3 separate regions of the Homo sapiens genome follow, and all the other regions are linked to region 1. The links are chromatin loops, found by intact Hi-C in ENCODE. Cell type or tissue: psoas muscle. All regions are shown on one strand. Links, peaks and the distances in the headings refer to the core of each region. The heading gives the core; the rest is flanking DNA.

What was found. Hi-C counts contacts between places; a loop is a spot of excess contacts. Peaks named below come from ENCODE experiments on the same cell type or tissue, not always from the same donor. Only the 100,000 strongest peaks of a DNase experiment are listed, where the experiment ranks them.
Region 2: it touches region 1 in a loop (4-fold over the local background); 18 of 110 quality-filtered maps call a loop at or near these places.
Region 3: it touches region 1 in a loop (2.6-fold over the local background); 7 of 110 quality-filtered maps call a loop at or near these places.

The regions. Positions count from the first base shown.
Region 1 is chr5:7,389,766-7,397,141 of GRCh38, reverse strand. It overlaps LINC02142 (long intergenic non-protein coding RNA 2142), which reads right to left. Exons shown (of 4, transcript NR_183263.1): 4 at 5,238-5,851. LOC107986403 (a long non-coding RNA gene) reads left to right here and starts at 1,193. Exons shown (of 2, transcript XR_001742597.2): 1 at 1,193-3,066; 2 at 3,168-6,494. It overlaps ADCY2 (adenylate cyclase 2), which reads right to left and starts at 1,004. Exons shown (of 25, transcript NM_020546.3): 1 at 636-1,004. The coding sequence starts at 845. RefSeq lists enhancers at 923-1,688, 1,689-2,454. In psoas muscle, for the core only: CTCF peaks have their summits at 4,531 (motif pointing right) and 5,670; no DNase peak of the experiment used is centred there; H3K27ac peaks cover 2,500 bases.
Region 2 is chr5:6,816,885-6,824,260 of GRCh38, reverse strand. The region is part of intron 1 of LINC02236 (long intergenic non-protein coding RNA 2236); the gene reads right to left. Among named protein-coding and RNA genes, the nearest start is that of MIR4278, 7.3 kb to the left of the region's middle. RefSeq lists an enhancer at 545-1,129. In psoas muscle, for the core only: CTCF peaks have their summits at 3,198 (motif pointing left) and 4,572; a DNase peak (open chromatin) is centred at 3,203.
Region 3 is chr5:7,812,695-7,820,070 of GRCh38, reverse strand. ADCY2 (adenylate cyclase 2) reads right to left here. Exons shown (of 25, transcript NM_020546.3): 23 at 3,091-3,205. Among named protein-coding and RNA genes, the nearest start is that of CFAP90, 35 kb to the left of the region's middle. RefSeq lists enhancers at 2,641-3,368, 3,369-4,097, 4,334-4,871 and a silencer at 4,941-5,235. In psoas muscle, for the core only: a CTCF peak has its summit at 3,615 (motif pointing right); a DNase peak (open chromatin) is centred at 3,630; H3K27ac peaks cover 510 bases.

The sequences.
Region 1 (7,376 bases), core at 3,247-5,746:
CTTAACTGTAGTCTCTGAGATGAAAGATTGATTCACAAGTCAACACCACATCACTTTCCGTCTATCGGGCTAAAGAGCTAAATGCATACAGATTTAAAGGCAAAGATGTATACTTAATTTTTCTTCTTCATTTTCCTTGTCATTAACCACTTTCCCAAGGCAGGCTTTCTGCAGAGTTGAATAACGCCCAATCCCAACTAAAATGCCAACTGTGGGGCCATGCCAGTGGAACCGGGCAGGAGACAGCGACTCGCCCAGGAAGCCCAGGGCTGAGTCGGGGAAGACCTATTCCAGCGCTGCGGGCAGCGGTGCCCGGCGGAAAGCGCAGAGTTTGCCAGCGGGTGCGCAAAGATGCAAAAAGCACACGCCCTGCCCGTCCACCTGGTGAACACCTCGGGAACTTTATTTTGGGAAGAGCCTTCCCAGGAAACTTTTCTCCCGCCCGCAGCCCTTGCCAGAGTCCACCGGGCCGCGGGCCAGCAGGAGAAGCAGGGAGCCGCGGGCCGAGGGGCTGCCGCGGGCCGAGGGGCTGCCGCGGGCCGAGGGGCAGCCCGGAGCGGGACGCGGCTCGGCTGGCCGGGCTCCTCTCAGGGCCGGGGAAGGCGCGGCGCTGGACCCGCGGGGAGGCCACTCACCAGCCCGAGCGCGAAGAAGACGGCGAGCAGGGCGAGGCAGGAGCCCATGACGATGAGCAGCAGGAAGACGATGAGCGGGTGCTGCTGGCTCATGCAGTAGTAGGACTCGTAGAGCCAGTCCCGGGACCGCGGCAGCCCGTCTCCGCCGCCCGCCGCCTCCTCGGAGCGGTCCCGCAGGTAGCGGCGGCGCCGCATCGCCTCCTGCCACATCGGGGCCGCTCACAGGGCGCCCGCCGTGCGCGCCCGGCCCGGGCAGCGCCGCTCGCCGCGGCCGCCCGCGTCCCACCCCCGCGCCGCCTCGGCCGGCCCGGCTGCCGGCACCCGGAGCTGCGCGCAGGGGCCTCCGGCGCGGGCGGAGCTCGGCGCCCCGGGCTGGGCGCGCTGACGCGCGGGCGGGGGCCGGGCGGCGGCCTCGGGGGCAGCTCCCGGCGCCGCCGCCGCCACCGCCACCGCGCGGGAGGGGGCGGGTTCCACGGGGCCCTCCGCCCGCCGCTCCCCGCCCCGCGCGCAGCCGGCCTCCGTGCAGGGGCGGTGTCGGCCCCCACCCGACGGCCCGGCTGCAGGCTGGGGACGGCGGGGGCTGTACGGTGGGGGGAGTGGCGAACTGAGGGGCTCCCGCTGCGCCCCGGCCCGGGGTCGTCCTCGCCCGCCGGCCTCCCACACTCAGCCACCAGGTCGTCCACCTCCTCTGCCCTATCCCGAGTGCAGCGTGGGTGGGGTGGGAGGGACGGCCCTCCCCGCTACGAAGTGAGAACACAGCCTAAGGGGTGGAGGGAGGGAGTCCTACCCCCACCACTCCCCCCGCCCCACCTGGCTCGGAGCACTGCGGGGCTCCTCAGCTCCTCTCCACTACCTCAAGGTCAGCGGGCAGGGACGCTGCCACCCTCCTGTTTCCTCCACCCCTTAGTGGGCTGCGGGGCCTGCTCCCACCCTCCCCCACAGTCACAGAGCGCAGCCGGGGTCAGAGGACCCGGGGGGTCCCTCCTTTAGTACGCGGGTCAGAGGACAGCGGGGTCTCCCTCCTTTTCACTCTTTTGGGGAGCTGGAGAGGATTTCCCACCCTTCCCGCCTCCCCGCGGTGGGCACCGGTTTGCCGTCCAGCCCTTCTTCCCCTCAGCGTAGCAGGGTTGAGGGCTCCCCCATCCTCTCCACCCTCTTGAGAGGGCCGGGGCTCCCTGCGAGGGCGGCAGGGCGCGGAAACGCCAGGGGACCTAACTGGAGACCGGCACCATGTGGAAGTGAAGCGGCAGTGACTGCACTGGGAGCCCCCGCCACGGCCTCGCGGGGGCAGCGTCCGTTGCGCCCTGCACGCTCAGCTTCAGTCACACTTTGGAGGTGCCGTATAAGCCTGTCATATCACAGGTTTACAGAGCTGCCCCGTGGCTGGTCGTGGTCCTCGCCGAGCCCCTCTGCTGAGCGGGGATGGCGGCAAAGGGGCGCCGGGGAGAGCGGCTGGGCGCGGGAGCGGGCGGGTCGGCCCTGGGAGTAGCTCCCTCCCTGTCACCTTGGGGGCCTGGACGCAGGAGGCGCTAGAGACCCGGCAGGAGCGTTGTGGGGGCGGATGTCACCAGGGACAGTGTCCCCTCCCGACACGCGTGGGAGCGGAGGCCGCTGGCCTTCGCCCTGGGGGCCGAAGGGGCTTCATTGCTTATCACCAAAGGAACCCACCCTTCTGGAAGTTTCCTCCTATTCGAGTGTGGTCCGGCCCAAAGAGCCCCCAAATCCCACCTCCTCCCCCAAAGCCTTACCCCAAGGAATCCAAGGCACAAGAGCCCTCCCTTCTCCTGCCACCAGCGAGCATCCCAGAGGGCAGCCCCAGAGGGCTGTTCCATGCACTTTTCATCTCTTCCAGGAGATGACCAGCTCTCAGGACTCAGCCTTGTCACCACCTAAGACCTCAGAACCTTCTCGAATGGCCCCATGCCCCGCCTCCCTGGCTGTCCTGTCCTCCTCGCTGGCAGAGGGCATGTAAGCTAGGTAGCTGCGTTACCCTGAGCACAGGGCCAGGCCGGGCACGGATCCTTCCAGAGGTTTTCATTTTAGCATCCGTCAGTGCCCACAGGGCCTAAGGATGAGGGCTCAGGAGCTGCACAGCTCACCCGCAGATCTCATAGACACCAGAGGCAGGGAGGTGGCCGAGGAGACTGGGCCCAGGGCTGCGTGCAGTACCTCAGGTCCGGCCCCACCAGGCTCCCTGGTCCCTGGACTTCCCTCCTTCTGAGGACCTGGAAACAAGGAGTGGAGGAGGAGGCAATGGGTGGGGGGGTGTCCCCCTGAAGCCTCCTGTAGGTCCCAAGGCTCACCTCCCACCGTGGGTCATCCTGCCCTAGCAGCAGAAAGAAATTCTCTTCCCTGCAGTGTTTATGGACTGCTGCCCCCACCCTGTCCTGCCTGCCCTCCACTCCAACACCCTCCTGTGACTGTAACCCAGGTAATTTCAACCTCAGACCCTCCCACCAAACCTCACTGGGCTGGATGCTTTGGGCTCGGTGCTTTGCTATGAACCTCAGGATGTGATTACTATACTCCCAGATTTTAGGTTTTTGAAGGTTCTGAGAGCAAGCTTCCATGACAGACAACACTGATGAATCCGCGGTATAAATATCCAGAACCCAATCCCTTCCAAGGAAACACGGTTGAGTGGGAAGCTGGACACGGTTTCTATTGTGTTGGTTCTGTCTTCCTCCGGCTGTGTGCTTGGTCTTTCTGGGGCGGGCAGAGTTGCACATTTCCAGTCCTTTCCTGTGCTAGCAACAGACTAATTATTCATCTTCTCTTCAATCTTTGCTGCTTCTTTACCCCTTGTATTGATACATGTTTGTCTTCACCCACTCAAGAAGGGAGAAAAAATAAATAATCCGTCATTTAGGTTTATGCGAAAAGAGCTGAAAAACTTATGAGGAAAAGGAAATGCTTAATTACTGTCTCCTTCTTCCTAGTGGGGAAGTGGAATCTTTTAAATATCCAGTATGTATACCATATATATGTTCTCTGTATGGTAAAGGCAGTCTTAAGACTTTTAAGAAATTTTGTTACAATGTAATGACATGGAGATTATTTTGCCCTTGATCTTTTTGAATTTTTTTTAATTCACTCATCCTTCCATTAGTTTATTAAACTAACATTATGTGCCTACCATGTGCTGGATGAAGGGGGCAGGGTGAAGGCGTGGGAAAGACAGGGATCCTGGGACCCTTGTAATAGTTTCCAATTTACTTTGAAAAGTAAGGCTACAAGAAGTGAAACAGGAACAAAAATCAACATTCCTACTCCTCCTTTCCTCCTGAACACTACAATTTAAATTTCATCATCATAGACACAGGACTTAGAAGGAAAATAATATAAAAATGAAGAATATGTCAGTGCTTCTCTGAGGCTTTGTTTGATCTTTGTTTTGTTTTGATGCTTATTTTTATGCGGGCTTCTGTCATTGCTTTATGTTTAATACCAAAAAAAGTGAAACAGTACAATCATTACAGTTTCTGTATTCATGTTTTAGAATCGATTGCACTAAGTATGCCTTTTAAAAAGTTCTCCACAAGTTTGTATTTCAAAAAGGAAAAAAAGAAAAAAAGAAACAAAATAATAACTTACAAGCCATATGAAGTAAAATGAAAAACGTCCTTTAGTACAAAGCCAGGAGCGTGAAATATGGACTCTTGAAACTAAAGGGACCCCAAAGGAGACCTCTGGTTCATTTCTGTGTCTCTGGGTAGCAGGGCTGCCACTCCAAGGGTAAGGCCTGGAGAGCAAGAGGTTCTCCCATATATTTACTCTGTAGCAATTTATTTGTTGCAAAAAGAAACCTGCTGGGGAATCTCTAACTGGGCCTGTGGGAGAAAAAATAAAAAGCAAACATCAGGAAGCAGAATTCCTCTTTCCTGTAACGCTAGAGGGCAGCCCTCTATCCTCATAACCCAGCAAGCAAGGCTGACTTTTTGGATCTGTGACTTGTGCAGCTGGTTTAAGGTTCTGCTGTCACCACCCTGAAATTCTTCAAAATTTTTGATCAAAAGGTTCTGCATGTCCGTTTTGCCCGCGGCCTTGCAAATTAGAAAGCCCATGCTGGTAACAGGTCACACTAAACAGCACTCCATTCTGGGCCTGCAGGCAGAGCCTACGGCAGGCCAGCCAAAGGAGAAGGCCTCCTCTGCCTGCGAACTCAAGCCCATCCCCTCCTAATGTGGTCACCTCTCAGGGATTACATACACACTAAGACACACCTAATCGATTATAAATCTAAGCAATCACGCTGCAGGATAGGTTTATGCATCAGTGGGTTTTGGTTTAAAAATAACCCATCTTCTAGCTCCTATTTCAAATCCAGTTAGATTAGCTCAGTCAATGACGCCGTCGTGTTCCTCTCAACATCCACAGGGCTCTGATTGATTAAATCAAGGCAGCCCAGCAAACTGCGCCAAGGTCAGAAGCGAACGTGTGCCAGCCAACCTGGGGCAGATTGTAGAGCTGAGCACAGAGTCTTTCCCTGTGTATTCATTTTTCTCTCTGGCAAATACATTACTAAAATTTATATAATAAAGTATGAACAGTATGTCAACAGATTCATTATCGCCATGAAATATGCTTTGTGTACCCAGATAACATTTACATTTTTATTGAACCAGAGTCTGGGAATACAGAATCCACCCAACCCAAGCCAGTTTATGGCTCTTAGAAGTCAAATTAACTCTTTCAGTTCATTTAAGTACTCCTTTGCAGTTCAGTTTCCAAAGCATCAACAAAACGTTGCTGACTGTAAGATTAATATGTTCATTTTCTTGTCCATCCAGTGCTGAATGGTCCCTACGTGCCTTTAAAAGACGCTTCTTAATTGGCTTATTTGATAAATTAAATTTTCAGGGACAATACCAGAATCAATATTTCAAAAAATCATCTGTAAAACCTGATTTGGAGTGACTTACTGAGATTTTTGGCCCTTAACATGTGAGAAGATGGTACTGGTATTTCAGAACAGACCTTTCACAAATGCCCACTGCCATGGAGAAGTTTAATCCTGGTACTCTTTTAAAATCCATTGACATGCTGCAACTCCTTCCATGAGCGCTGGGAGGAGTGACAATAGGTTAATGACTAATCAGTTCCAGCACGTCTACAGCCTTGTGAGAGATATCGATTTCTCGGCTCTTGCTCGGAGAACGTGATCTAAAAAGCAATGACTCCTGCCGCCATGGAGACGTGTGCTCAGGATCAGTTGCCTAGAGAGGTGCAGGAAGAGGGGCTTATTTAGCAAGCTTACGTAAATGGAAAGTTCACATACCTTGGCTTTTATTTTTATACCCTTGTTAGTGTCTCTTAAAATAGTCATTAAGGAGTAACTTAATTATGCTCTAAAATTTAAAAAAAAAATGTTTATTGAGGGACAAGACATGGCCTCTATGGAACCATGCCGAGATATAGTTCATGCATGTTTTTGTCCAATTTCACCTTTCTCATTCAATTCAACCAACATATGATTTTAAGCCACTTCACATGTTTTGATTCATAATTTTTTTAATTTGAAAATAAATCAAATTCACTTCTAGTCTTATTCCACACTATAGTGTAGTAATTGTGAATATTCTCAGAATTGCTTCCTTAATGTACTGGATTTTGTTCCATCTCTGATATCAACTATACATCGTTGGAGAAGTCACATAAGATCTCCAAGCTTCAGCTGATTTATTTTTAAAGTAAGAAAATAAAGAATGGACCAATTTTTCTAAGACTCTTTCAAACATGTTTGTACCACCGCTGGGTAAAGGAATGGATTTTAATCAATATTTTTAGACTGAAAGGAAAAAAATTGTTTGCATCCAATTAAAAATATATAAATATAATAAAATTGAACTGCACCAAGAAGGTTGTTGAATTTTGTCTAATTATTTAATAATAAGTACTATTTCCTTTGGTATAAAGCAAGAAAAAAGTGTATTAGTGGTGTATCATAACAATTAGTAAACACCCACAAATCCTACTTTTGTATTAACGTGGCCTGTGTTCCCTCACTAAGAGGTAAGTTCTGTCAAGGCAAAAGATTTTGTTTCTTTTGTTCCTTATAGTCCTATTACCTGAAATTTGCAAAACACATAATAAGTGCTTAATAAGTATGTGCTAGATGAATGAATGAATAAATCAAGAAAGACACAGACAACTTCATTCTTTTAAAAACTGAGTTCAATTGATGAGTAATGGCAATGGATTAAGCAAAACTTCATTTGACAAAAATATTTCCAGGTCCTGAAGAGGTTGTCTTTATATGTTTGCTATTATACTATATTAAACAGTACCCTCCACTATATCTTTAAAAACCTCATGATGTTTTCAAATTTTAAAGTGGCAAGGTTTTCATGAAAGATTGAACATCTATTGCTACCAATTCCACTTGACCAATAGAGCAAAGGGTAACAGTACATATAAGGTGAGATACTAAAGAAATAATGACAAAATAAATGTGTCCAGGAAAAGAGATTATCTGGAGAAAATATCATTGAGGTTGATTTTTTATCAAGAGAAAATGGCATCTAGTACTGTGAGTTCCCAGCAACAAATCTTGGGCAAAACGTGTGTTCCCAGTAACACATCTTGGGCAATATCAATGAAGTCTCCCAGGATTTATAAAGCGTTAATTTAAACCTTCGTCCTTGGCCAGGCACAGTGGCTCACACCTGTAATCTCAGCACTTTGGGAGGCCGAGGTGGGTGGATTACGAGGTCAGGAGTTCGAGATCAGCCTGGCCAACAT
Region 2 (7,376 bases), core at 2,187-4,686, 570 kb after region 1:
GGAATTGTATAGGAGCTCAGGAACATCAACTTGCAGGGCCATCGGAAGCTGCTGAGGCTGGAGACGTTCAGGTGAGCTCCATGAAACAGAAGATCAAAGAAGAGCCGGGGCGGGATCAGAGCAAGAAAAAGAGCTCTGTTTATGCCGAGAAGTCGCAGCACAGAGTGATACCACCCAGGAGGTAAGCCCACAGTGCACAGAATAAAACGGAGAATCAACACTGGGGAGTTAACAGAATTAGCACTTCCTCAGACAAGCTGCATAAAATCACCCAGAATGCAGGAAACATTTCCTATCAGAAGAAAAAGATTTAGATGTATAAGATAAACAAAAAATAGACATAGGATGTCCAATAAATGGAAACTCTAGAATGCCTGAAAACAAAACCAGAATCAATGCAGATCAAATGTGCTTGACTGACACCTCTCAAGGTATATAGAGGCTAATTCTTTAACTTTGATCATAAAACTCATTGCTTTTTTTTTTTTCATGTACTAGAAAGGGAGGCTTCTAAACTAATCATATATTGCACTGGTGTTAATCTTCAGATTGTAACCCAAAGTGTAAAAATGTATTCATTTTAAAAGAACCTAAGGATTTTGGGGGACATTTTGATTAGGTAAGACAAAATGTTGTCTAGTTATTCACAACAAGGTACAGAAACAGTTCTCTACGACTCAGGAAGCACTGATCCCCGGGGGGATAAGGATGCTGTCAGGACTGCATTCCTCAGAGGAATGGGAACAGCCACGAGGCTTAGGTGTCAGAATCACCTACTTCTGGAAGACAGAGGAATATTCGTGGACAAAATGGAATAGAAGAAAATGAAAGAGTCAGCGGAGGAAGGAGACAACTGTGTCCTTGAGGATCTGGCCAGGGAAACAACTGGGCCACTTGAACAACAGAGAGAACTCCGTGCAGGGGATTGGTCACCCGTGACGGAGGGGGCCGAGCAGCAAACAGGGAGGGTGAGCAACAGCAGAAAGCGACAGCCACCCCTGGCTGGAGAGGCAAATGGAAGAGGTGCACGGGTCAGCCCTGTGGGAGGGGAAGCCGGAACAACAGCAGGTCTCCCCAGGGGACACAGTGGTGCTGCCGCCGTGTGGGCGGAAAACATCGGCAGAGCAGAGTCGGGGGAAAGGTTCCCAGGTCCCCCACTCTGGACCCTCGGTGGTCTAAGGCACCCAGAGGCGGCTGACTGGGAGCCTTGGACTCGGAGCAGCGCGTAGAGGGTGAGGGGCCTGCACAGGAGGAGCGGCCGGGCGGTGGAGTGTGTCCTGCCTCGGGTCCTCCCTCACCGGGGCCTCGTCAGGGATCCTCACAGAGGTTTGGTTTGGTTTGCTGGGATTTCTAGGGAAGGCAGCCGGGGTTTCATACCAGCCTGGTGGGACAGGGCGCTGTGGGGGAAGAAGAAACTGCTTTGCAAACCCACTTTCAGCAGTGACTGAGAAAGTCAGAAGAAAGCAAGCTGGAGAATTGGCAGAGGTGATAGGAGCTGCCCACGCAGGCAGCCAGCTGAGCCAGCCACACTGAGGGAAACCTCGAGGGCAATGACTCTGGCCAAGGGACACCTGGGTGACAGATGGAAGCCCGATTAGCTGTGGTCCAAAAAAGGGGTCCTCCAAAAAGCATAATGGAGGCCATTATTGTGCAGTTATGAATGAGAAAGTGGCTGAGTTTCCTTCAGTGTGTTGACCTCCTACATGGTAAGCACTAACAGCATAGTATGTCCTCAACACCAGACTAGGGGAATGAGTCTGTCACCAGGGTGCACTGTCCATCTTCGATTAGTTTTCCAGCTCTTACAATTCACAGGTCCTTTTAAATATTAGAATGTATTTGGTGCCACAACTGAAAGCATCGAGCTGCATTTGTAATCACCACACTATCCACCTGATCCTCCCTTGCTCTGCTGCTAGCCAAGGCAACTGTGAGAGGCTGGACTGTGCACCTCCACGCTGTGAAGCAGCAACTCTCCTGTTTCAGAAACCATGGGTTCCATCGCCCAGCTCCTGGCTCTGCTCCCACTTAACAGACGTGGGTTGGAGCATCACTGTGGCCATCGCATCCTCGCGTGCAACAGACAGGATGCACGATTTCCCTCCAGAGCCTGTGTCAGTCTGCTTGCCTGTGGCACCTTCACACCAAGCAGGGAAGTCTGCATTTTATGTCTTGAAGCAAATGCAGCTGTGCTTATAGTGGTCACCATCCCCGTGTTGACGACAGGGTTGCAAGGCAGAAGTGGGGCACAGCGGAAAGTCCTGGCCCATTTTCCATCTCCAAGCCCCCTCCCCTTGATCTTACTGGAATCTTCCCAATGCATTCTACATCATGTTTTCCTCAGGCTGAGATCTCCCCTGTGCAAGAAACAGTCTGAATCCTAACGAGATGTCTAAAAAGAGGCAAACAAGCAGCTCTAAATAATTCTGCCGTGCTTTGAGGGACAAAGTGAATAAATGCTAAAACATCATCTCTTTAGTTCTCAGGTTCTTAAAAACTTTCTAAAAAGCTGCTATTACCCCAGAAACACACTTTGAATGTTTCCCACTGTTTGGAAAAAGCAAAATACTTTTAAAATAAATAATGTGTGTATGCATATTCTATTTAACTCCATGATTTTTACAGAAAATTTTGAAAAACAAAAAATTAACGAGGAAGTACTTTAGCACCTACTATGGTTTCATGATGAGCAAGAAAATCGCCCAAAAGACTATTAACAAAATGTGCCTCTGGGAAGTCACCCAAGGAATAGTTCTGGTTATATATGACTGTGTATAGTCTATAGAGTTCAGGAAACTTAATATTGAGTTAAATCAGATTAAACTATCCTGGTACACTTTTCTTTATTAAGTCTACTTCTAAAATGTTGCCATAAATAAATTATTCTAAATTGATGAAATGAAGTAGAATGGTTAACATTTAAAGAAATCCTAACGGGAATTATTTTTTAAATCACACAGTCACCTCCTGTTTTGTTTAACATGTACTTCTGCAAACATTTGGATTTTATTAAGAAATAACTAAATTTAGGAGAGAATTTTAACTGCATTCTCTAACATCGATTTTTAAAACTGCTGCATATGAACATTATTTCCAGAATGCAAAAACAAATGAAGTTTCTTATAGTCTTTACACGCGAACAGGCGCCCCTACAGTCTTCCTCGTTTATCACCCACCGCTCAACCACCAAGCTGTCGTGGGATGGTGGCGACCTCTAGAGGCCACACTTAGGAACTGTCTGATTTAAAGTTCAACCTCTCTAGGCTCTTGGAAGAATCAGCAACAGAGCTTTTCCTCTAGGCTCTTAGAATCGTGAATACACAGAGCTTTTCCTTTCTCTTTCATGCATCGCTGCTCACAGCCCAGGTACTTCCACCTAACGCAATCATTTTCTCACACTTTCATGGCAAATGCCTCCCTTTTCCTTTTTGCCATTCTTTCCAAAAAATAAAAATTTTTCTATTTATGAGTAAAAATGTTTAAATGACTCCAATTATGCTCAGAGCCTGTATGAAGGTAACGAAAAGGAAGACATTTGATGTGAAGTCAAACAATGTCACTGACTGCTAGCCCTTCATTCTCTCAAAAAGCCCCTTCACAGAAACTCCACAAATTCTATTTCCTAAGCATCAAGATTCCAACTTTTTAAATGCTATTAAATTGTTAATTATCTCTGTTAGTAATGCATTAGTTTATTTCTTAGTTATTGCAGATGCAGTAGTTTCTAGCATTTAAATATTTTTGTATTAATCAGAATGTGTTATGCTGCAGTAACAAACCAACCCTCAGATCTCAGTGGCTTTGCATAAAGCTCCATTTGACCCCCCACCCACTCACCCCACAAGTCTTCTGTGGTTTCAGCCACTATCTAAGGACTCTCAGCTTCAAGCAGCGACTTGGAGGCCCAGGTGAATTGCTCCTTATGGCTGCACCATTTGGATTGCATGGTTTCCAGGGCACTGCATCAGTGAAGGGAGAACTGAAGGGCCATGCCTCTTCTCTTAAATGCTTTAGAAGCCCAACGGTCATGCTGAGGACCACTCTCCAGAGCTTGCTACATGGCCCTGCCTAACCCCAAGGCTCTGGGAAATGTGGGTGTCACATGGATTTTCACTGAGCAATAAATGTTTCTGTCACACAGTATATTTGAAAAATATTTTAAGTTTGACATTCTTAAGGGAGGAATAGGTCTAACCCAAAATTTCAAGCTCGCTTATACCACTCTCCATCAGAAAATGCAATCTTCGTCAACTGTAAGCTGTCATAGTACCTGAATAAATGCAAAAAGGAAGGGGAAAAAAGCAGCTCCCTTCCAAATTAAATCATAGAAGAAAAGGATTAGTCAGGTACACTTCTGAGAGGAAGACATCAGCTAAGTCATTTGGAGCAAGGTGTGACTGGAAAGAAGCATAACCGACAGTGATAAGCTGCCAGGCAAGAGCTGCGACAATTCTTCACAGACCGCAAGCCACGCAGCACACTTCGGAATACAGAGGAGAGAAGTTAAACAAAGCTCAGAGCCCACTGCTCAACCCCGTTAGCCTCAGTGGAGAAACAGCACCTCCCAGTGATCCTTCCTCATATCACCTTTTTTTCCCCATTCTTTTGTTTGTTTGTTTTGTCTTTGGGTTTTTTGTTGGTTTGTTTTGTTTTATTTCTCATATAATCCTGCAGTTCCCACACAGGAATTTCAGTTCTGGGCTTTATTGCAATGCTTGAGCCCTAATACATTTCTGGGCTTTCAATTGCTTCCAGAAAAACTGATGAGCCACGCCCTTATGGGACCACCCATCACAGATGATTCTTCAAGTAACTTTGGAACAAATCAGTGCCCCTAAATAGAGACGCAGCAAAACAGCAAAATAGCCCATGCTGTTGAGATTATTCCACAAGGGGGCCGGCAACATCAGGCAGAAGAGGGAGGGAGGTGATGAGAGAATAAAGAAAACAAGATTTGTGAGGTTGACTCAGAGGAAAATTAGCTCTGTCCAGAGCCGCCTGCCATTAAACAGCGATCAAATACAAGTGGAGCGGGGTGAGATGCGAAGTTTTACCTTCTGGTTGTTTACATGAGGCCTGAAATGAGTTCTACTTTCCTTTCCCCTTTCTGCCCCATAGACACACATGTATGCACACAATCACATGTGCACACACAGAGTCAAGGACAAACATATGAGAAACCACTGGGTTCAGTAAGGAGGTCGCCAGGTGAGGAAGGAAGAAATCAAAGCAGACCCTGACGCTCACAGGGGGGTCAGGTTATTTTTCTCTTGGACATAAACATTCTCACAGAACAGCTCCCCCGGTGAGCTTACTCAGAGCAGGAGTAAGTGAGACAAACCAAGGAGCTTTATAATTTTGTCTAAGCACAGACAAAAACAAGGTCGCTGTACCACCTCCTGATTAGAGTGAGTGACAGCTGCTTCTTATCCCCTGCAGGCTTATCTTCACCGCAGCTTGCCCTCCCTACAGATGAGACTAAGACACATGGGGGAGACGCAATCATAGGATCTTCCCTGCTTTCTGACAGCAACCAATCCACAGCAAACACCTGCTGCCTTACACCCTCTCCCAATCACCCAACCAAAGCCCAAATCCTATACCTCCTTCTCCTACTGAGACGCCTTATTGTTCTTCACCATGTGTGTTCTTTCTTGTCAAAATGAGTAATAAACCCAGCTTGTTAACCTTTAGATATCCTCTTGGTGGCCTTCAGCTTGTGGCACTGACACAAGCATGAGACCCTCCTAGTTAGAGAAAATTGACAAGAATTTGCAAGGTGCTTTCCCTTCACTGTCCACACTTCCCAACCCCACCAGAAGATTATACATAAAAACAGGCTGGAAGGGGGAAGAAGAGACTTGGGGGGAATAAAATAAGCAAGACAGTTTGTTCCTTTTTGCCATTGCCTCTAAACATCTCATTACTTTGCATGATGTACAAACACACAAATAATGCACACACATACACACAAATAGCTCAGGAGGATAGACATGGATTTGGAAATAAAGAACTGATTCTCAGAAGACAGTGTGGCAATTCCTCAAGGATCTAGAACTAGAAATACCATTTGACCCAGCCATCCCATTACTGGGTATATACCCAAAGGATGATAAATCATGCTGCTATAAAGACACATGCGCACGTATGTTTATTGCGGCACTATTCACAATTGCAAAGACTTGGAACCAACCCAAATGTCCATCAATGACAGACTGGATTAAGAAAATGTGGCACATAGACACACCATGGAATACTATGCAGCCATAAAAAAGGATGAGTTCATGTCCTTTGTAGGGACATAGATGAAGCTGGAAACCATCATTCTGAGCAAACTATCACAAGGACAGAAAACCAAACACCGCATGCTCTCTCTCATAGGTAGGAACTGAACAATGAGAACACCTGGACACAGGAAGGGGAACATCACACATTGAGGCCTGTCCTGGGGTGGAGGGAGGGAGGAGGGATAGCATTAGGAGATACACCTAATGTAAATGATGAGTTAATGGATGCAGCACACCAACATGGCACATGTATACATATGTAACAAACCTGCACGTTACATGCACCTTAGAACTTAAAGTATAATAAAAAAAAATTTAATAATAAAATTTAAAAAAATTAAGAAAAAGAACTGATTCTCACCTATGTCTGGAGGTCCGTGAGTGGTAGACCCTACAAACATACTCAGCAATGCCCAGGCGAGCTGAGGACAGCACGGAGGTGAGAAGAGGCGTAACTGGATGGGAGGGCACAGACACCAGTGAAGCCAAATCTGGCACAGCAAGAAACCTGTCCCGATGTGTCATCAGAGGGCACCACAGAGAGCTAGAAAACGAGCTAGGATCCCAGCCACCCAGAGGCAGCAAAGCGAGTTGAGACTCCCCATTCTCAGAAGGAGCTTTCAGCTCAAGAAGCTACTGCATCCACTGGGGATCATCCATGCAAGGGGGCTGTGAGAAGCCACCTGGACCCCTAAAAAACAGGACTATTCCCTGGTATTGCTGGAGCCAAGAAAGGTGCGAGGTTGTTTAAGACTGAAAAAGAGCCCCGCAGAGATGTGTGCTCTGTCACCCTTGGAGCTCAGGCCATCTTGTGAGCTGACACCCTCTCTCAGCTTGGCCCCGTGGCAACAGACATGGTCAAACTTTGTAGATGTACAAGAGGGAGAAGGGGAGAGAAAACCCTTTAGGGGAGAAAACTTTGAAAAGCATCTCAATTTAACCCAATGGAAGCCAGAAGAGGCCAAGCAATGGACTAGACATGGCTGGAATACCTGGAGCTCAATAGCAGCAACAAGGAAAAATTTAAGAAAGAAATTAAAATGGTTCAGTAAACCTATTTGCTTAACATAAAAGAAGGCAGTAAAGGAC
Region 3 (7,376 bases), core at 2,187-4,686, 420 kb before region 1:
TTTAGGCATCTCAAATAATTTATTCCAGCTCTGGCACAGGTCAGAGCACCCAGGGGTCAGCCGCTGGACACTGGCCTGCGGTTCCAGCCTTGCATCTGTCAGCTCAGCTTTTCTTCTGGCCACTGCTCATCCCTGCTTGGTCAGCAGCTCTGGGGGTGGGGAAGAGCCTGGACTGATTATTGCTGGCAACATGGCCATCTCTAGTTAGTGTAGGAGTGTGCTTGATTTGTGGTTCCAACTGATTCTACAGCTAGATATGCTGAAAAGGATGCTAGGAGTGAATTCACCTCATTATTTGTCCCATCGCTTTTGTTGGCAATATTATTCTTCCACTTTGCTATCCCTGAACTACCTCTGGATGTCACAGTGCATGGAGGTCAAGCAGGGAAGTCCCCTCCTGGGAGAGACAGAGGGTCGGGGGAAAGGGAGAATCAAAGGCCAAGTGAAACGTTGAGTTCAGGCTTCCTTAGAAATCTAACAAGGCTGATATATGGGGTTGAGGGTATAGACTTTATCAGTTATTGGACAATCAGGGTAAAGTAGACATTTAATGTCAATAAACACCACTGGAAGGAGGTCCATTCAACAGTTCGCGTGAATCTGAACAATATCACTGAAGTCTAGACCAGGAAAATGGCACGTTGGAGGTAGCACATATGACTGGCAAATAGCCGTTCTGGTCCCATGCTGCAGTGCAGGGCAATATGATTTTGGTCTATATAAGTTTGATAATAGAAGAGGTCATTCTCCCATTGCGATAGTTAATACTAAATGTCAAATTAATTGGATTGACAGATGCAAGGTACTGTTCCTAGGTGTGTCTGTGAGGGTGTTGCCAAAGGAGATTAACATTTGAGTGAGTGGATTGGGAAAGGCAGACCCACCCTCAATGTGAGTGGGCACCATCTGATCAGCTGCCAGCGTGGCCAGAATAAAAGCAGGCAGAAGAACGTGGAGAGATTAGACTGGCTTCACCTCCCAGCCTACATCTTCCTCCTGTGCTGGATGCTTCCTGCCCTCCAGCATCAGACTCCAAGTTCTTTAGCTTTGGGACTCGGACTGGCTTCCTTGCTCCTCGGCTTGCAGACGGCCTAATGTGGGACCTCGCCTTGTGATTGTGTGAGTTAATACTTCTTAATAAACTTTCCTTTATATATACATCTATCCTATTATTTCTGTCCCTCCAGATAACCCTAATACACCCATGTAATACATTTTTTTTTATTTTAAAGAGGTATAGTAGCAAAATTTGAGGAGCCCATTTTCCAAGCTGTCAAAACAGTGTAGAGTCTCTGGGGTCAAAGGGACACGCCCATGTTTGGTGTGGTCATCTCATCTTTGTGTAAGGTAGAGCCCCCGATAGGGGTTTACTATGCACAGAACTGAGAAAGTAGAAAGAAAAATATGGCATTTTGGGAGACTGAGGTGAGCAGATCACTTGAGGTCAGGAGTGAGAGACCAGCCTGGCCAACATGTCTCTACTAAATATACTAAATCTACTAAATATAAATAGTAGAGAAATCCTGTCTCTACTAAAAATACAAACATTAGCCAGGTGTGGTGGCACATGCCTATAATCCCAGCTAGTTGGGAGGCCGAGGCAGGAGAATCACGTGAACCCAGGAGGTGGAGGTTGCAGTGAACTGAGATCGTGCCACTGCACTCCAGCCTGGGTGACAGAGCAAGACTCTGTCTCACAAAAGAAAAAAAAAAAAAAGAAAAAGAAAAAGAAAAATATGATTAAACACTGACAACTAATAGTACAAGTGGAGAAACACATCTCATTTGTGAAAGAGATGTAACATATTTTGGATTTAAATGACATTCAGGACATACCCATAGCAAAGGAAGAAAATGGCTTTAAATATTCAGATTTCTTTTTAAAGTTGAAATTTGTATGTAAGAGAGCGTTAAAAACCATTCAGATAGAATTTGCTGCCTGAACTGCTCTTATATAAACTGACTCTCAGAAGAAGCAAAATGTGTTGCCAAGAAAACCATAAAATGGTCAAAGAAGCTCTTAGAACTCTGAATGGTTGCAAGTAACTGCACACATCGCAACCAAGCTGTGTGTTGACTTGATGGCTTAAAACACACATTTAAAAAAACAACAATTTGTAAAAGGCAAGTCATGAAACATGCTAAAAAAAATCAACTTAAAGTCTGTTAAAAATTTAGAAATCAGGAAGCCTTTGTTTTCAACCAAGTAAACGTTACTTTTTTTTTTTTTTTTTTTTTTTTTTTTTTGGTGACAGCGTCTCTTTCTGTCACCCAGGCTGGATTGCAGTGGCACTATTATGGCTTGCTGCAGCCTCAACCTCTTGGGTTCAATCAATCCTTCCGCCTCAGCCTCCAAAGTAGCTAGGACTACAGGCGTGCGCCGCCAAGCTCAGCTAATTTATTTTTTGTAGAGATGGGGTCTCATCATGTTGCCCAGGCTGGTCTCAAACTCCTGGAATCAAGTGATCTTCCCACCTCAGCCTCCGAAAGTGCTGGGGTTACAGGCATGAGCCACTGCACCAGGCCTAAAGGTTATTTTTTAACAATATTATAAAGAAAGCTGGATTTTTTTTTCTCTAGGATTTGAACACAATCGGAAAAGCTGTCGCTGTTTCAGAACCTATGACACATTTGGTGTTCTTACAGCTTGTGGCCCCAGGAAGATGGAACTGTATTGCAACAATTCTAAGATCCACTTTTTTAAAGAAAATATTTTTACATCTCTGAAATATGGGTGTATCTTATAGTTAGTGGCAGGTCCCAGTTTAATTGGCAACAGCCCATAAAATAATGTAGCAGCTCTTAGTGGATGTCTCACAGTGAATCAGCAACGCAGGATGGCTCAAGGCTGTGCGTGCCGTGTTTGTAGACGCGACCTTGACTGAGTGCAGGTAGCCTAGGTCCAATCAAAGGGTTTTTTTTTTTCTAATTTGTTCAAAAGTGTCCTTCCTTCTGTCATCCAGTCTTGCAACGGGATGCATTTGTAATTGTTCTACTCCAACACTGAAAGGATCATCAATATCTCCTGACTTACTCCTTATTCCACATCTTTGCCACAACTGAAACCGAGACCTCTTTTGCAGAACGTACCCACTCGCAATTTGAAGTCGTTGAAGGAGTGCTTGTTGATGGCATCCAGCTTCCCTACCAGGGCAAAAGCAAACTCCACCATGGTGCCAATGTGCATGTACTGCCGCTCGGGCTCCTGAGAACAAACACACACAGGCAGATGGAAGTTAGAGCATCACAGCTGGAAACTGTTCCCCTTTGTCCCAAACCTGAGCTTTAGGCAGAAAGGAATGCAGGCAAATTCTAATGCTACAAGGCACTGCAAACATTCTATAAGAATCAAATCCCATCTCAAGGAAGCACTGTGTGGCCAAGGGGAGACGTTAGGTGCTAGAAGACACTGACTTCCGTGTCTCAGGCCCCCTCAGGCCAAACGCATCATGCGGGCTAAGGCTGACCACGGGGAACCTGTATCGTATTAGTCCAGAAATCACCAAGGGAAGCTGGCTTTGAGGAGGGGCTGGCGCCTTCTTCCCTCCTTTCCCCTCCACAGCCGGCCTTTGCCTTTCTCTGCGGGGCTCTGGCTCTGGTGGCCTGACCGCTAGGGGGTGCCCGCTCCTTGTCCTTGGGCTGCCAGTGGCGATTGCCCAGTGGGAGGTGCAGTGGAAAAAGAGAGCAGGGAGGAGGCTTGGGGCCTCGTTCCTCCTCTTCCCTGCTCACCGCAGGCTTTCCACAGGGGTCAGTCTTCTTCACGGAGGACAAGGGCTACTGCCCCGGGTGGCAGCTACTGTCTCTGCACTGCAGCTCTCTCTAGTTCTGGGAACATCCCCCTCCTTTTGCCCTCTTAGGCCTTGAAATGGAGGATTTTAGGCTAAATTGTGTCCCTCCAAGTTCATATGTTAAAGTCCTAACCCCAGTCTCTCAGGATATGACCATATTTGGAGATAGGGTCTTTAAAGGGGTGATTAAGATAAAATGAGCTTATAAGGGTGGGCCCTAATCCAATATGACTGGTGTCCTTTTAAGAAGAGGCAGTTAGGACCCAGTCACCCACAAAGGGAAGGCCGTGTGAAGACACAAGGAGAGGAAGGAAAGAGGCCCGACAGGGGGAGAAGAGAGGCCTCAGGAGAGACCAACCTTGCTGACGACTTGATCTTTGGTTTCCAGTCTCCAGAACAGCGAGGCAATTAACTTCTGTGGTTTAAGTCCCCCGTTTGCAGTACTTTGTTATGGCAGCCTTAGCAAACTAATATGGAGGGTAACAATTTCCTCATTTACTCGTCCTTGAGGGCTGTGTCATCCCACGAGGAGGAGGGAATTACAGAGCTGAAGGAGAGAAGTCCTGAAGATTTCCCAGTGGGAAGAAGTGAACATTTCTATGCAGATTTCCTATTAATTTCTGTTTATCATTCCTGTTACCTGTTTATATTTAACATGAATTTGTAGCACTTACTATATTTATATTTGGAATTTCACCTTTTTAAAAGTTTCTATTTTTTGTTACATTATTAGTATATGCGTAGAATTCATTTAATTCCTTTAAATGTCCTGAAGGTTTCTGCTCCCCCAATACTTAACGATTCTGTGCACCAAAGTGGGGTGGAGCACGGTTTCTGTTCCAGCCTGCCTGCTGGGCTGCTGGGCCTTCGGGGTTTCAATGACATGCGGTCCCAGGCCTGCCGGGCATGGCTGCTTGGCCGAATGGATGTCCGTGTTAGCACGGAAGCCAGTGCCTTGTGTCTTTTCAAGTCGGCATCCCTCACTGGTTTGTGAGCTCCACCAGGGTAGAGACTTTGCTCTATTAATCTGTGTCTCCACAGCAGAATAAAGTCCCTGACAAAGAAGAAGAACTCAATAAATGCCTATTGAATAACTATACTTAGGTTGGCAGTGGGATCACCAAGAGGAAATGGCTGGGAGGAATGCAGACACGGACTGGTTAGGCTTTGGCGGAAGGTCAAAGCTGACCGCTGTGCATTCGAGAAGCACGCACCCAGGAAGGATCGTGAATGTGCCCACTACAGCAGGTGAGGGCTCCAAGGGAAGAAAGGAGAGTGGGATACCAGAGGGTTGAGCTGGCAATATGCCCTGGGCTAGGACATGGGTCGGGGGGAGGGGAACCAGCAAGGCACGCTGGAAAACAGCTGAGAGACCAGGAGAAATGGAACCTGGGGCTGCTGCGGGCCTTAGGCAGTGACTTCTGAGATGAGCGTTGGAGCCCAAAGGGAGCTAAATCAGAGATGAAGAAAGGTCCGGGGACAAAGAGGAGCCACCTGCTGACCTTGGGTCACTTTCCTTTACGGAAAGTGAAGAGAAAGCCCAACTCTCAGTGACTCAGAAGGGACGGGTGAGAAGATAGATGGAGACTGTAGACATAAGCACCTATTCAAGGTGACAGCAAGGTAGAGAAAAGCTGCTACTAAGGTGGTAGCTAAAGGGGAGAGGAAAATGAAGAAGGGGTTATTCATCTGCTCCACACAGTGTTTAATAAGGAGTGTGCATGGGGATTGCAGTAACGCAGGGTTTCTCAGCCTTGGCACCATGGACACTTGAACTGGGTTGAACTGGGTTATTCTCTGCTTTGCGGGCTGTCCTGCACATCACAGCGTGTTTAACACCATCCCTGGCCTCTGCCTACTGGACGGCAGGGGCATCCTTCACCTCTCATTGTGACAACCAGAAATGTCTCCATTGACAATAACAATGCTCCGGGGGGCGGGGGGAGGAGTAAAATTGCTCCCAGTTGAGAATCACTGCACTAAACAGTATAAATATGAATGGAGAAGAAGAATTAAATCTCTGTTCAAGAGGGAAAGACATCTTCCTATCCTCAGGTGAATTATATCATTCCAGAAAAAGTCAAAGGAAACAGAACTATTGCAGTAAATTCTCAACTTACAGTTATGAGAGAAAAACCATGTAACTACAAAATTGGAGCTACAAAGTTGACCGTCAGCTAACTTTGGTGGAATTTCAGAATGTCATTTCTTAACAACAGTTAGTCTTTTCTATCATAGCTCACTAGTATTTTTTTTTTTTGTCTCACGACTTATGGGGAAAACCTGATTTGGAGGCTTGTGCAGTCAGTTGGAAAACATCTTGCTCCTTAATAGGAGGCACAAGCTGTTAAATCAACAAGCAAAATCTTGTGTAGTAAAAATTACAACTGCCCAAGTAAGGAGGACATATTTGCCATGGAGAAATGATTTTGCTTTTTACCAAACCAAGGTGCAGCAAACAAGCTCCGCTCCTTGAGAAATTATTGCCCAATCTGTTTTCACACAGTTGGTTTAAACTGGAGGTTTTAAGTGACGTCAGTAATAAAAGAAGAGATTGAGTTCTGGGAATGAAGTTTAATTCAACATCAGTAAGTCATTTGGGCTTAGCAAATCCTAGAAAAAATTATGTTCAGTCTCTAGAAGAACTCAATTCATTTCAACAAGTCTTCATAAGTTTGGTCTCGATAAATACCTGATGGCAGTATGAAGCAGTTATTTCTCCTATTATCTGAATAATTCATGTTACATATCCCCAGCTATTTAACGGGCTTCCAGCTACACAGAGACTACTCGCTCAGTTCTCTGAAACATATTTTATAAACTGGTTGTTTTGGAAGTTTCACCAGCAAGGAACATTGCTTAAAGTAGATGCATGTTTACCAAGATGATTTTATAACCCAAGTGTCTGTTTGGTAATAACCGAGGTAATTTTTTAGGCTAAAATAAACATAACCTTCCTCTTCTGTACTCTCTTCTCCCTCTTCCTTCCATAAATATTCACTGAGCATTTGTCATGTGTCTGGCCCTGTGTTCTATGCTGAAAAACTTCTGGTGTTCAAGTTCCCCTGTATCTGATTTGGAAGATAAATGGGGATTGTTATCTAAGGAGCATTCTGTTCTCCTGACGGGCTTCTAGGAGATCTCATCAGACTTCTCCCAGCTGAGCATAAAAACTGCATACTGTGATAATCAGCTTACCTGGGAGAGGGTTGCCAATGGAATATTGCCTGCATCAGGCAAAAATAGGTTCAGCTCCAGTTTCTTCAATCATTAGCTGTGTGGCCTTGGTAGAGTCATTTAACTTCTCTGGGCCTCAGTTTTCCTCACCTGTTAAATGGGACAATAACGCCCTACCTTTCTTTTATTTTTTTTTGAGATGGAGTCTTGCTCTGTAGCCCAGGCTGGAGTGCACTGGCACCATCTTGGCTCACTGCAACCTCCGCCTCCCAGGCTAAAGCCACTCTCCTGCCTCAGCCTCCCGAGTAACTGGGACTACAGTTGTGTGCCCACCAAGCCTGGTTAATTTTTTGTATTTTTAGTACAGAGAGGGTTTCACCGTGTTGGCCAGGTTGGTCTCGCACTCCTGAG